Linked DNA regions of Mus musculus: region 2 is linked to region 1. The links are chromatin contacts, found by Hi-C in ENCODE. All regions are on one chromosome and are shown on one strand. The core of a region is the stretch at or near the end of the contact, and the rest is flanking DNA. Distances in the headings are between cores, read along the strand shown. Region 1 holds the start of Scg2 (secretogranin II). Region 2 holds the start of Ap1s3 (adaptor-related protein complex AP-1, sigma 3).

Region 1 (2,700 bases), core at 24-2,523:
ACTACTTTGAAGGGAGGTTTTTCTGTAGAATTAGAGAAAGAATGCACATTGCAGTTTGAACCACAGCCTAACATGCATGGCCGACTCGTCGCTGACTCTGGTTTACTTTAGATGACACCGTTATTGCTTCTAACACTCAAAGGACTTCATTTCTCTAGGAGCTGCTCTTGCAAGCAGTGAAGATGGCTTTAATAGTTCTAACACCTTACACAGTGTTTGATTTAAAATTTAATTTTCTGAAGTCTAAATGGTAGGAACATTGTGTCTCCTCAGACAGCTATTATTGATGCCCCTTACAGTAAAAAACATCTTTCCTATGAAATCAGCTGGAACATTGACACTGAACCATCAACACATGTGAGTAAATCTGATTCAAACAACCCACCTAGTTAGGATAAACAAAAATAAATTTGCTTCAATCAACCTCTTCAGCAAGTAACATATCAGCTTTTCCAACCAACGCATAAAAATTACAATCACAGTCCATACCGATCTATATATTTTCTTCCCTGGATTCAAAGTTATCATTTCTCTGTGATTCCTAGTAACATGAACCTTTCCCACAAAGTGATAGTTCATCTTTGAAAAGGGGAAAATGTCAATGTTCAAAATTATTCTAAGCTGCTTTCTCAAGACTAAAATTAGCACATAATAACATAAGCCCTTCTGGAATATACCAGTTCATAAAATAATTAATAATTAATTCAGAGTTCCCTTAAGGTGAATATCAAAGAAAGAAAACAAATCTAAATTTTTTGCCTCTGTGACTCATATGATTGATGACATTTGAATCCTTTTAAACTGTCTGTTAAGATTATTAAGCATATAAAATTATATTTTTGGTTCTATATCTGACTCTTGGGAGAAAAAGAACACATTAGAGAAAGAATCAAAACATAAGGTTTGGTTAACTTTACATTAATCGGCATGTTGACGTTAAAATTCTCAACTTTTCTGCTCTCCTTGCATACAGTTTTACTCAGTAACATTATAGTTAATGCATATTCTCTGACAAGTCCTGTAAATCACAGAGCCCCTCATTTCGGCACACACGTATAGAGTATCCTTGCCTAAAAAGCAGCAGGTTGTCCGGTTATTCTATCAATATAAGCTTGCCAACGGTCTTTTTCCTCTCATCTGGGAAAACAGGGAGGGACACTCAAATGAGAACTTTCCAGTAAATAGAAGAGAAAGCAGTCTTACCTCTGTCTTATATTATGTGGAAGGCTCCAAGCATGCTCCTCTCTGCCGCTGAGTGAGGGCTCGGGCCGTTTCAGCACCGGACAGCTCCTCGGCTTATAGAGAGCCTGGGCGCCTGACTCCGCATTCCACGCTGACGTCACCGGCTCAGCCTCAAACCCCAGCGCAGGCGAGCTTTTTCAAAGAATCCGAGAGAAAACAATCACTTTAGATATTTTTTTAAAGCGTTGCATGCTTACGCCACCTGTCTTATGTAGCAAAAACTACAGCTTCTTCCCCCTTCTTTTATCTCTGAGGCTCGAAATAAAATGTTCAGCACAAATTCCCTTAGAAAGGAAGAAATCTGTCAGATAGACATGACTAATTGCAAGGACATCTCTGCGTTTTCACGCCTTGTTTAGAAAGGTTTCTTGGGCTTGCTGCCATGTCATAAGAATTTTACAGATAATGACTATCTTTTTATTTGTGCCTATAAAGAAATACGTTCTCATTTCCTGGTGCAGCCACAATTGAACAGAACATTGCAAATATGATAGATCGTATTTCATATCATGACTCCAGGCAGAACTGTTTTAAAACTGTTTAGTTTGAGCAAAAAAGGTGAGATGCTTAATTTTTTTTTTAATGAGAATCAACTCCAATTCTTTCAGCACAGTGTTCAAAATGAGAGTTCACAGACGCTCAAGTTGTTGATACTTCTATATGAGGCCATTCAAATCTTCAGCAAAATCAGGTGTTGCAAGAGATAGCTAAGAAACTGTGCTCCAAAAAACATACTGCCTACCAGGAAGGGAGGGATTACTGCTAGAAGAGAGAGAGTGGGGGTGGAAGGGGGAGAGAGAGGGAGAGAGATTGAGAGATTTTCATATGCCTAGAGCCCTCTTGGCATCAAGAGAACATAGTACCACAGAAATACTTCTAGGTTTTGGTTGAGTAAGTTGAGGTGACTAACTTCAATGAATGAGAACCATCCAAGGAACAATGTCAGAGTTAACCCACCGCTTCTTGGATTTATAATTCATAACCATGGCTGTACTTTGCCGTGGAACTTGATTAGGTACCTTAATAATTTATACAGGTCTAAATTTTTAACTTTATTTTATTAAAGATGTGAGTCCTCTAACCCTGTATATACTGAAATATATTTCTGAGAACTGAGAGAATCTTGTTGTATGAGGTCCTCTAAAAGTCTCTGCTGACTGAACAATCACATTCCAATTTTATCTACCCACCAACTGAGTTATGATGCTTATGAGGTGCCAGATAGTTTGTGAACTACTGGGAAAAGAAAAAAATGAATATAGTTTTCTGGCTTTAAGAAGGCTTTAATCAATGGGGATGAAAGATAGATTATTTTAATATACATTGGAAAGCACTAAAGAGAAGGCTATTCAGAAGGCTTTGAAAGTTTTGTGGCATTTGCAAAACTCAAGAAGAAGGAAGAAGAAGGAAGTGTGGATACTTTGCTCCTTCTTAGAATGGGAAACAAAGTACCCATGG
Region 2 (2,700 bases), core at 149-2,648, 230 kb after region 1:
TTTGACACGAGAGGAGAAAAACAAAACTCCCACCTTGTGCTGTTTAGAACTCAGGGCCTTACCTCAAATCCTGCCCCTTCCTCAAGAAGTAAGCAGCTTTGGGCTCCATAGATACTTGGGAACCAGCCTTCATCCCACCTCCATTAGGCAAATGAGCTATCTTCCTGGGTACCTTGTTCCTTGGGAAACTTGAGCAAGCCAAGAGAGCTGCTCCGTTATTTACAGGGGCCTTTTTGCACCCTGCATTTACCTCAACAAACAAAAAATGGGCACGCTGGGAACCCTGCCGACATCCTCTGGGCTATCTGTCCGGGTGTCTCAGCAATGGACTACTCCAACTCAACCTTCTTTCTAAAGTCACCTGCTCTCTGTCGTGCATCCAGAGAGTGCCTTCAGGAGGTCACTTCTCTGAGAATTTGGGAAGTGTGCACAACCAGGGAAGTGGGACAGGCTACCAAACTAGTCACTGTCCCAGCAGAAAGCCAGCGCGAGAGAAACCTCAGGTATTGCTTCCACCCAGAGCTGGATATCCACTTCTGAGTGTAGCGGGTCTCCGGGCTTTCATCTTGATAGGAATTCCACCCCACGCCCCCACCCCCCCACATCTCAGTCCATTCTCCATCATCAATCAAAGGGTTCAGGAAGTGTAGAATGGATACGGTCACTACTCCTGTTAAAATTCGAGCGAATCAAAACCCAAAACTCTACTTTATGAAGAACTGCTACCTGGTATCCCTCCCGCCTCTCCAGCCACAAACCGGGGTTTCATTTCTCCTCTTCACAGTCGCTCACCCCTCCAACTGCTGCGCTCTACCAAAACACCTCGGGGAGCTCAAATGTCACTTCCTCAAAAAGGCCACCAAATCAAAAATTACCTCTCAGGCGGGTTTCTTGAGGCTTGGGAGTTCTCCTCGCTCTGGAAAGTTATTTTTATTTCACCATTCCATCACCGTCTCTTTCCCTAGGCATCCTTTCCTACCAGTGTTAAGCACCTGGTCCCCCGCGACATCCCCAGCGCCTGGCTCGGACCAAGCGATCAGAGAAAGAGACTGAAATGAATGAAGAGCGGTGCCCGGTGTCCGTGGGACTCGCAGGAACGGGGAGACCTGCACTGTCCGGAGCAGCCGGGCCACCCTCGCCTGTGACTCGGCGGTACCCAGAGCCAGGTTAGGCGCGTACCCCCTCCCCAGCCGCGTGTTCGGCCCTGGAGCCGCAGGTGTCACCTGGAGCGCGCACCGCCTCGACCAGCTCCATCACGATGCTCAGCCCTACTCACCATGGTCCCGGGTCCCTACAGCAGCGATTGCCCGGGATGCGAGGGCCAGAAGAGACTGTAGCAGCCCGGGCGGCTGACAGGTGAGGCGCTAGCCTCAGACCATGGCTACTTCCCACAATGCCCTTGAACTGAAAGTTTGCAGACTCCTCCCCGCACCGGGCTGCTCCTCCCCTCCGCTCCTCCCACACACCTTCCTCCTGGCTTCCTCAAATTGTGTCACTCCTTCTCTGCCTCTTCACAAGCCTCCCGCTCCAGCTCCCCCTTTTACCCTTTCTCACTCCCTCCTCCTCCCCCTGGTTCTTCCTTTGCTCTCCTGCGCCACGGGGACCCCGCAGTTCGCCACGCCCCTCATCACCGCTAGCCCCACCCAGGGCAGTGCTTACACCTGCGCGCGCACCTTCTGCGCTGACCGCGCCTGGTGCCCCAGCTTCCCTTTTGGTCTGGGGTCTGCGATCCTTCTTCTGCTGCCACGTTGTGTGCTTCATGAATGGGACTGGCGACCTTCCGCCAAAAGAAGATGCTTGCCTTTACACCTGAGAAAAGTGTAAAAAGCAGTCTGGCCCTACACCTCAGGGAGAGAGCAGTTCCCAGAGCTAGAAATACATGAAAAATGTTTTCACACACACTCCCTTGAGTTTTGTTTTGCTTTTTACCAAAATTGCAATTCAAGAACATTCATAGCCCTCTCCGCTTAAAGTTTTCTATTACATTAAGGTACTGAAACTCGGGGGGGGGGGGAGTGGTGTTTGTTTTTCTTCAGCTGTTTTTCTTCCCCTTGATTTTTAGGCCTAGACTGTTTTGTTATTTAAATTAAAATATAATTACATCATTTTCCCCTTTCTTCCCTTAAATTCCCCTCTTCCCCAGGTATACCCACCCACCCTGCCCCGGCGCAGTTTCATTTGAAATCGTGGCTTCTTTTTTCTTTAGGGGTGTGTGTGTGCGTGTGTGTGTGTGTGTGTGTGTGTGTGTGTGTGTGTGTGTTACTGCTCGGTCTTTTAGTGTTGCTCTTATGTGTATGGTTTCAGGACAGACCACTTGGTATTGGCTAAACAATTAGGGGAGTTTTAAGCCGGAATAAAGAATCTCCAGGTCTCCGAGTTCTAAGCAGAGTTTTAGCACAGATTGATTTGGGGAGAATGGGCTGGTTTCGCCATATACCCAAAGAGAGACAATGACTCTTAAAGGTTAACCTTTGTCTAAATGGCTCTTAGACCCATAAGTCGACGGAATTCCTCTCCAGGATCTAATCTGAACCATCTGCAGGATATAGACACCCCGTGCCCCCCCAGCCCCCATCTAGGAACAGGAAAGCAAAGAGAACTCCAGCTGGGCTCCCGAATTCCTGCCACTAATGCCTTTCCTTCATGCCAGGCCCTATGGGGGAGCCCTGGTGATGAATGAGGGGGCACTGATGTCACTGA

The links. Hi-C counts contacts between places; a loop is a spot of excess contacts on that map.
Region 2: a loop to region 1 is called in a map of heart, with 2.6 times the contacts of the local background. The contact joins the promoter of Ap1s3 here to the promoter of Scg2 in region 1. A Hi-C loop is called at or near these places in 1 of 37 maps with a recorded cell type or tissue (heart).

The regions. Positions count from the first base shown.
Region 1 is chr1:79,438,753-79,441,452 of GRCm38, forward strand. It overlaps Scg2 (secretogranin II), which reads right to left and starts at 1,274. Exons shown (of 2, transcript NM_009129.3): 1 at 1,204-1,274.
Region 2 is chr1:79,670,574-79,673,273 of GRCm38, forward strand. It overlaps Ap1s3 (adaptor-related protein complex AP-1, sigma 3), which reads right to left and starts at 1,399. Exons shown (of 5, transcript NM_183027.2): 1 at 1,277-1,399. The coding sequence starts at 1,279.